2 separate regions of the Homo sapiens genome follow, and region 2 is linked to region 1. A link is a loop called in an ENCODE intact Hi-C map of the cell type or tissue named here. Cell type or tissue: Calu3. All regions are shown on one strand.

The links. Peaks named below come from ENCODE experiments on the same cell type or tissue, not always from the same donor. Only the 100,000 strongest peaks of a DNase experiment are listed, where the experiment ranks them.
Region 2: it touches region 1 in a loop (14-fold over the local background); 1 of 110 quality-filtered maps calls a loop at or near these places.

The regions. Positions count from the first base shown.
Region 1 is chr7:39,517,938-39,522,937 of GRCh38, forward strand. It overlaps LOC105375237 (a long non-coding RNA gene), which reads right to left and starts at 4,565. Exons shown (of 4, transcript XR_927183.2): 1 at 4,524-4,565; 2 at 3,710-3,799. In Calu3, a CTCF peak has its summit at 2,156 (motif pointing left); a DNase peak (open chromatin) is centred at 2,164.
Region 2 is chr7:38,450,344-38,455,343 of GRCh38, forward strand. The region is part of intron 11 of AMPH (amphiphysin); the gene reads right to left. Among named protein-coding and RNA genes, the nearest start is that of TRG-AS1, 110 kb to the left of the region's middle. RefSeq lists enhancers at 3,045-3,214, 3,931-4,100 and a cis regulatory region at 3,130. In Calu3, no CTCF peak of the experiment used is centred here; no DNase peak of the experiment used is centred here.

The DNA.
Region 1 (5,000 bases):
GGGCTGTCAATATAGGCAAGTGATCCCTCTTTCCCAGTGCTGACTAAGGTGGGGGCAACATCTGCCTTGCATTACATTCATTTTGCTGCTGAGAAACTGACACCCAAACCGTTTACACCACAGCACATCAGCGGCGACACCAAGACTCACGTTTGGTCTCCTAATACCATGTTCATTTTTCCATGTGATTTTCCCATCTTAAACCTATTTATACTTCAGTCTAGATGAGCCCATGTTTATAGAATCCTTTTGAGGGCTTGAATAAATGAAAACCTAGAAAGGTGGAGTATGTTTTCCTGTAGAATCACTGGCTATCTGTGGGAAGAAGAGATATTCTTTAACACTTTTTTTTTTTCCCTCAGACAGGGTCTCGCTTTGTCACTTAGGCCAGAGTGCAGTGACATGGTCATAGCTCGCTGCAGCCTCAAACTCCTAGACTCAAGCGATTTTCCTGCCTCAACCTCCTGAGTAGCTAGGAATACAGCTGTGTGCCACCATGTCCAGATAATTTTTGCATATTTTTTCTTTTGAGAGACAGAGTCTCACTATGTTCGTTACTCCTGGCCTCAAGTGATTCTCCCACCTCAGCCTCCCAAAGCACTGAGATTACAGGCATGAGCCATTACACCCAGCCTCATCACCACATTTCCAACCTTAGGATCAACTGTTGAAAAACTAATAATACCCCTTCTTTGATCTTACAGTTCTTACAGGCTGAATGAATTCCATTTAGCAGCAAAATATCTTAATGGTTTCACATGAGAATGTTGAAATAAATGAAACAAACACAGAAGGCCTAGGAGGAGAAAGCCTCTCCCGGTTGGCCAAGGAACGACCTGATCTCCAGGTTACGTGAAGCAAAATGCTTAGAACTAAGCCAGAGACATTGGGACACTTAGCCATTCCCACCGCCTTCTTCTCTCCCTTGTCTCATGGAGGTCCTTGAAATAAGGAGGGAATGGAGTGGGGACAGAAGGGATAAATTGCTTCATTCTAAGCCCACAATGCAATTCCTGGTGCTACTGTACTTGGAATACTGCACTCAGGAGTTTCCATGATCAGCCTCCCTAAGACAGCAGAAAAATTCCATAAACAGGGAATGGCAGCAACATCTCGCTCTATGTGGATGCCTGGGTCAGACTGGGTTAGACTGGCTGGTGGATTGCTGACATAAGTGAATTACTTGGCGCAAACCTTGTATCACAAATGGCCCGTAGTGATGCGTATTGCAAGAGATTTATGTAAATTGAGCAAGATACTTAGCTATTGGTCTGGTTTTTTAGTAGACTTGACTTTCAGAAAAGAAAGAGCTGATGGTAGAAATCTCAGGCACTTTTTTAAACATCTTTTCTTTCTCAATCTACCTCCGAAAGTCGCTTTCCATAAAGCCTCCCTCTCAATGTCCCAGTAACTCTGCCCAAGGAAGGAGCCTCCCCTGTGCCTGACTCCTTGCAGGAACTGTTGCCATTCTTTAATTTGGCAGCTTCTGTTTCCCAGGCTCCCGGGGTTTTACGTTTACTTGCAGCGAGGCTTTTTACTTCACTTCCTGTTCTTTCTCCTGCTATCCCCTTAGAAAGCCGGTGGAAGGATTTTATTTTTATTCTTATATCTATGGTCTCCATTCTGAGATTTTATCCTCCTGGTAACAGCCAGAGAGAAAAACACTTACGAGCACATTGGAAATGTCTAGGAAAGGGGAAGTGCATTAAATAATAAACCCCAAACTGGTGGGAAGGATTTTGCACTGTCTACTCCCGAGGCAAGGAATTCTGGGAGATGTTTTCTCGTTTGGCTACCTTTGTCCAGTCTCCATTCCTGGATACCTACAAAGGTGAGAGCAAGACTAAACGCATTCCAAAAAGCAATTTCATGTGATATTTGTTTTCACTTTTCTTTAGAAAAACTATGGGGCCTTTTGTTCACTTGAGACCACAGTAAGGTTACTGTGTCTACCTTTAGGGAGTTCAACTTTCCAGGGAGGGAAACTAGACAATGTGACAGGCGCAATCCTAGCATCTGTTCGTAACAGGGCATAGGAAGGCAAATGCTTGTCCTTCCTTCCTGTAACACAGCCATTAAACCAGGAGCATCGCCCTTCCCCGGCCCTCAGGTAAGAGGACCAAATACCGTAGCCGTTTCCAATTTCAGTCCTTTAGCGCCACCTGGTGCTAACTACTCTATCACGCTTTTATCCAATAACTACCTTTGTAAATTTCCTTTCAAAAGTTCTGGCCGGGCGCGGTGGCTCACGCTTGTAATCCCAGCACTTTGTGAGGGGTCAGGAGTTCGAGACCAGCTTGACCAACATGGTGAAACCCTGTCTCTACTAAAAATACAAAAATTAGCCGGGTGTGGTGGCGCGCGCCTGTAATCCCAGCTATTCAGGAGGCTGAGGCAGGAGAATTACTTGAACCCAGAAGGCAGAGGTTGCAGTGAGCCGAGATCATGCCGCTGCACTCCAGCCTGGGTGACAGAGCAAGACTTTGTCTCAAAAAAAAAAAAAAAAAAAAGTCCTAACGACACAAATGTTTGATTTTAACACAGTGCCAAGTTCACATACGTAGGCAAAGTCCAGATTAAAGGACAATTTTAGCATTGAGTTCATTTAGTGAATCACAGGGCCTTGGCACACAGCAAACATGAGAGCAATCTTAGTTATCTCTATTGTCATGGCTGTTGTTACCAAAAGAATTCAAAAGAGGGGAATTTAGGAAAATTTATAGTGTTTAAGATATAGTAGCTTTTTCAAAATATCAATGAAGTGCCGTTTATGCGGCACAAGTAATATTTCCTTGAAAATCTAATAAATATAGTGTTACTTATTAAAGAGATTCTACCTTGAGTAATTAAACTGCTTGAAGAAAGGCAAGATTTCTCAACTTGAACTTTATCCATAACTCAGGGTTAACCAATATGCCCAGTTTGTTTCTTTTTATATTTTAGAATATTCCTGCCAGACATGGTGGCTCACGCCTGTAATCCCAGCACTTTGGGAGGCCAAGGCAGGCGGATCATGAGGTCAGGAGTTCGAGACCAGCCTGGCCAACATGGTGAAACCCCTTCTCTATTAAAAATACAAAAATTAGCAGGGCGTGGTAGGGCGCGCCTGTAATCCCAGCTACTCTGGAGGCTGAAGCAGGAGAATCACTTGCACCCGGAGGCAGAGGTTGCAGTGAGCCGAGATCATGCCACTGCACTCCAGCCTAGGTGACAGAGCAAGACTCTGTCTCAAAAAAAAAGAATATTCCTATAAGACAGTCAATGCCCATCCTTCCCTGAGAAAACACAATAAATAATATAACTTTTTATTGTTTCGTAATTATCTAGGTGCCTTGAAGTTATCATTCTGAAAATAAAAGTATATAGTCTGAAGGGCTGCACCTATTCGAGATGTATTTGTTTTATCATTATACTTGTTCCTAAAATTAAATGAGCGAAATGTTTCTAAATTAAAGCCAAACTATGCTACACAGGAATGGACTTTGTAAGTGAATCCATATTTGTAAATTCTCACACATAATCAGTCCCAGGAACTCCAGGCCTGAGAGAAATTACTGAAGGCTCTGATCTGAGCTAACCACTGTGAAAATAGGAAAAACTCGAAAAATAGGTTCTAGAGTGGTGTGTAGTTCCAAATGGAGCAGGAAAACTAAGAGGGGATTGGTTAAACAAATATGATTATAATCAAAATAACTTTTTAAGCACTTACTATTTGCCCAGCATTGTCCTCAATGATTCACATGTGTCACTTCGTTTAATCTTCACAACTTCATGAGGCTGTTACAATGCCTGATCCTTGCTGCAAATTAGCTCATACACGGTTAGTAAACAAGGGAGTGATGTTTATAACACATCTTGTAGTTCATATTTGATTCTTCCCAGTACATTAATGTTTTAAAATGATCTCATGGCCAGGCGCAGTGTCTCATGCCTGTAATCCCAGCATTTTGGGAGGTTGAGGCGGGTGGATCACCTGAGGTCAGGAGTTCAAGACCAGCCTGGCCAACATGGTGAAACCCCGTCTCTACTTAAAAAAAAAAAATTAGCCAGGTGTGCTGGTGGACGCCTGTAATCCCAGCCACTTGAGAGGCTGAGGCAGGATGAGGCAGGAGAATTGCCGGAACCCAGGAGGCGGAGGTTGTAGTGAGCCGAGATTGCGCCACCGCACTCCAGCCTGGGCAACAAGAGCAAAACTCCATCTCAGAAAAAAAAAAGAAAAAAAAAAGATCTCACAAGTTTTCTCACAATGAAAGAAGAAGAGGCATGATAATAAATGAAGACTTAAAAAAAATTAAAAGTGCATCGAAGTACTTTTTCTTAGTGCAAGTGAAGGCTGGTTTAAAGACTTCAAGAACCACTAGGTCATGGCCAGGCATGGTGGCTCATGCCTGTAATCCCAGCATTTTGGGAGGCTGAGGCGGGCAGATCACTTGAGCCCAGGAGTTTGAGACCAGCCTGGCCAACATGGCAAGACCCTGTCTCTACTAAAAATACAAAAATTAGCTTGGGGTGGTGGTGCACACCTGTGGTCTTAGCTCTTCGGGAGGCTTAGGTGGGAGGATGGCTTGAGCCCAGCAGATCGAGGCTGCAGTGAACTCTGATGATGTCACTCCAGCCTAGGTGACAGTAAAACCCTGTTTCAAAAAAAAAAAGAAGGAAGGGAAGGGAGGGAAGGGAAGGGATGGGGAGGAAGAAAGAAAGAAAAGAAAAGAGAAAGGGGGGGACGGAGGGAGGGAGGCAGGAAGGAAAAGAGAACCACTGAGTTTTCTGTTATGTATATCCATTTGGCAAAGCTACAAGTGTTGATGAAAAAGCTGTGAAAAAGTTAGCTTCCGTATTAAAGTGGTAGATTAGTGATGATTAGAAGCATGCCCTCCAGCACCTTCAACTGAGGCACAAGCCCAGTGGTGAAGGCTGCAAACGGTTGATTGCCTGAGATTCCAGCTGCCAATTCCTGCATAGAACCGTGCAAGTACTTTCATCAGGAGTGTTACTGTTTC
Region 2 (5,000 bases), 1.1 Mb before region 1:
AGATAGACTCTGGCAAAGAGGGACCCTGCCCCAAGCCCTGAATCTAAGGGGACCGTCATGCTTTTGAGCACCTTTCTTACAGTTTCCTAAGTCTTCCTCTGGCAGAAGGGACCAGCTGCAGCTGCAGTGCCATCTGGTCAGGGCATCCTGAGAGCCTGTACCAGGACTGGGCTTTGGTTGCCATATCTCCCCTTCGGAGCACTCCCCAACACTACTCCATGTGTACGGTCGATTATATGCTTCTGGAACTCTAGGGCTCCTATCCACAAAGGTGTTGTGAGCATGAAGATGGGGCCTGTTTCCAGGAGGGTGAGTGGTAAGATGGTGAGACTGTTCTTTTTGGTCAGCTTGGCATTTCACTTATGGAAACCCCTGAGACTGGCCATCAGAATGTTGCTGATAAGCTTATTTCAAGTGACTCCAACTTTTTATATGGAAGAGGTCCCCAGCAAAAAATATTTGCTCAGGGCCATAATCCTAAAGGGAGGGTGAACATTGGATTTAAAATCCAGTCATCAAGTTAGAAGAAAAGCCAATCCAAAACACTTTCTTTTTTTTTTTTTTGAGACAGGGTCTCGCTCTTGTCACCTAGGCTGGAATGCAGTACTGTGATCATAGCTCACTGTAACCTCGACCTCCTGGGCTCAAGAGATCCACCTGCCTCTCAGCCTTCTGAGCAGCTGGGACTACAGACACATACTGCCATGCCCAGCTATTTTTTTTTTTTTTTGTAGAGACAGGGTCTCACTGTGTTGCCTAGACTGGTCCCAAACACCTGGCCTCAAGCAATCCTCCTGCTTTGGCCTCCCAAAGTGTTGAGATTACAGATGTGAGTCACCATGTCTGGCCCCAAAACATTTTCTGAGGACAAGAATTGAAAAAGAGAGAGAAATAACCTTGCACATACACACATATTTATGTGTGCATATACATGTATATATACACATGCACACATATATACGTGTGTATATACACATATATACACATGTATATATACATATATACGTTATATACACGTATATATATGTGTATATACACATGTATATATACATATACGTGTGTATATACACACATACATGATTGCTTTATTTTTTGTCTTGATCTCTTGTTAGAATCATATTTATATGGAATAGATTTGATTTCCAGGGACAAAATATCTTTTAAATCTTTATTTCTTAAAGTGTTTTACCAAACACCCATTTCCTAGGAAAGCATATTTTGGGGGTGAAGGAGAGACTGAGAAATTCTTCCCTAAACAAAGTTGAATGGAACTTTGTTACAGAACTTTTCAGAGCCTTAAACATGCCGATGTAAACTGTGAAAAATCAAAAGGGATGTAGCCCCTCAGTCTCATGTAAACAGAGACTCCCTTTTCAAAGCATCTAATGATACTAGTTTTCCTCATAAACATGCTTTGGAAAATGCTGTTTTAAAAGAATAATGTAGGGACACAAACACACAAAGAGGAAGGGAAAGAAAAAGAGAGAGAATGGATTTCTAAGTTCTTAGGATGGAAAAATAGGGAACAATTTTTTGGACCTTTGGAAGATCTGTTTTTGTAAACACAAAACCAGAAAAGCAAGTAAACCATTGGGTCATAACCACGGGGCATCTCCCTACAAGCAGATAAGAACATTTACCAGAAAAAATTCTATGCTACATTTAAAGTTTGGGCCATTAGAGGGCTCTCCAGATCTAATGGATTTCTGTCTTCAATCCCAGGACACACTCAGGAGAGAATCATCACCGTGATGGTGCTTGGTGGAGGAGACAAACAAATCCATCTGAGACTGGGTACATTTCAGTCATTACATTTTGAGCTTCTGGGCAGGAATAACACAAATGCTTTTCTTCCCCCATTAAGTGCATGATAAAAATAGCAAGCTGGGGACATAGATCAATCTTCTAAATGTAAATGACTCATTTAAAAAAATTAAAATAAATGTAGACGGATCATCCTATATTGCTATATGTGTCAGAGAAAACCTTTTCAGGTACATCAAAGCTGTCTAGTTTTCAATGCTGTACTTCCTTGCAGTTAGCATCTCATTTTTCCCAGGTATTGTTATTTATTCTCTTTTATCTATTTATCTGTAGATTATCAAATACATTATTGTCTGGATGATACAGTTCATTCACTTATAATACGTAGCTCGACCTATAATCTGATCAACACATCTAAGGTTATAAGCACTCATGTGTATGTGTATGTGTCCAACTACCCTAAATATGGAAGACTTTGAGTCACACTAGTTTTGAAGGGAGCAGTTATGAATGGTCAGTCATAGCACACACTTGACTCAGCTGGGTATTTCTCTGGAATAAATCTATTAATTCACTGTGGTGCTTTGTTAATGGTCACTGATTAGTGCCATGTGGAATCCTGATAACTTTAAACAGTGGCTCCCACAGTGTGGTGCCAACACCAGCAGCATTAGCAGCATTTTCCTCAGAAATGCAGATTCCTGACCTCATCCCAGACCTGCCAAATCAGAAACTGCTGGATGGGCTGAAGTAACATAAAATGGCTATTTATAGCTACAGAGGAACAAGCCACTGAAGAAACTGCCAAGATGCTTCAGGGAGAGACAGCATCTGTATATTTTTAATTAAAGCCAGATTATGTCACTCAATAAACCAGAAAGCAGACAGAAATATAAATCCCTGTTTCACTCCCGCTTTTGACATCTTGACATGAGACAAATGGTCATTTAATCCATGGAAACACTCCAAGTCATACTCTGTGGTCCAGCTGCTAGAGCCATGTCGCTTTTCAGATTTAGAAAAATGGCAGAAACCCCTTTCTGACTCCTCCCCAGATTAGAAGAAAACAATATAAATAAGGCTGTGCCCCCGAAAATGCACTCCTATAATGTCTCTGGTGCTTAGTTCTTCCAAAATTGCCTGGAAGACTGAAGGATGTGACACACAGCCAGTGAGATATAAGAGGTATTGATGGAGAGACACTGAAAGCTCCCACATTCCTTTCCCAGCAGCCTTGGGGTTATGCATAAAGCACTAGCAAAGCCTAGGCAAGCAGACCCGGGAATAGTGTCCTCACAGGAGCTGCAGCTGGAACATGCTTCTGTTTGGAAAGGCACTTCCTCTGCCCCAGTTCTTAACTTTTCCCATCACTCTCACTCAACAGTACCAGCAAAAGCGAATGCTCTTTTAAGTACTTAGGGGACTCTCCTGGCATCTGTAATTTTCAAAAGTGCTTTGATCCTTTTTCCCCCCACCATCAAGTGTCCTTACCTATGAGCCAGCAAATTACAAATACAAAGAAAAAACATTTAAAAAGAAAGAACACTTCTGAACCTCATCTTTACTTCACAATGAGTCTGCATGTCATGTTGTCTCTACTTCAGTTGCCTTGTCTACCAAATGGGGATGTCCTCAGCTAAGCACACAAGGCTTCTAGGTGACCAAAGTCTCTATTTGTGATGGAACTGAGAGGATGCTCTTGGAGGGTCCAGGTCAAAGCAACTGAGTAAGGGTATTGTTGCCTTAAAACACTCCCAGTTCGAAAATTCATGTAGCGAACAAAGAGAATGAAGCTGGGCAGTAGCAAATGCAAAGGGACTGTACAACTTTGGAAATTAGAATTGCTCAAGTTTGTCCCAGGACAACTGGGAGATGCTGGGTAAGATCCTTTGGCACTAAGACAGCTATCCCTGGCGGCATCTCGGTATCCACAGACATACAATCTGGCCATGCACCGATAAACACCATTCTCAAAGGAGCTGCTAAATCACATCTCAAGCCCCAGTTAATTTTATCAAACTCAGCATCTTATGCATACAACAGAAGAAAGAAAACAATAGCTCAAAGCATTTTGCCTATTGATAAGTGTGCTTGAAAAGAATGAAAAATCATGATTTGCCACTGCATTGTGTCTGAGTTTTTATTTTCTGAGGTCCCTATTATTATCAATACACCATCTCTGCTATTATTAATATGATGTGATTATAATCGGCATATTACGCATAGTGTAGTGATTGATGTACTCAGTAATTATAGTACTGCATTAGCACCTCTTGTAAAATGTAAATATTATTCCAGACCCTGAGAACACTGAGAAGAAATAGTATCACCATGACTTCTGTATGGTCTTTTACTTGTAGAAAAAAGAGATAGTTTCAGTGACACTAGAGGCAGCTCTGGAAGTCATGATAATTCTTGAGTCAATTAAAAAAAAAAACACAAAAAACAGCCACTAGCAGGAACAGGCCTGCAAGTAGCTGCGGTGGGATATGTGAACCCAGGTATATTCAAAATCAGTAGGAACACTGACTTTCATTTGCCAATTCATGTAAATAATATGCCCCTGTTGAAGGACAAAAGACTTAAAATTATTCACCTCTTTCAATTTCATTTCCTATCTCTACTAAGAATCAATAGAAGACATAAACATGAAATAATATATAAAGAGATGTTTATCGAAGTGCTGGTGAAGCAACAAAAAAGTTGGAAGCAACTTGTGGCCAATAATCAGGGGTTGGTACAACCAACTGAGAGAATACTATGGGCAAATATGTTTTTGCAAACACAATATTATGACATGAAAATATGCTCAATAAAATTAAGTAGAAAGGTCAGAAATACATGATAGTACAGTCTCAATTTTATAGTGCAAAATTGATATATACTCAGTGATTTGGGAAGACTAAAAGAAGACAGACCAAAGGGCACTAGTGGTCATGTCAGAGTGGTATGATTTAAGTGATTATTAAAATTCTTTTTTTTTTTTCCTGAGATGGAGTTTTGCTCTCGTTGCCCAGGCTGGAGTGCAACGGCACAATCTTGGTTCACCGCAACCTCCGCCTCCCACCTCCTCCTGCCTCAGCCTTCCGAGTAGCTGGGATTACAGGCATGCACCACCATGCCCGGCTAATTTTTGTATTTTTAGTAGCGACAGGGTTTCCCCTTGTTGGTCAGACTTGTCTCGAACTCCTGACTTCAGGTGATCTGCCCGCCTTGGCCTCCCAAAATGCTGGGAT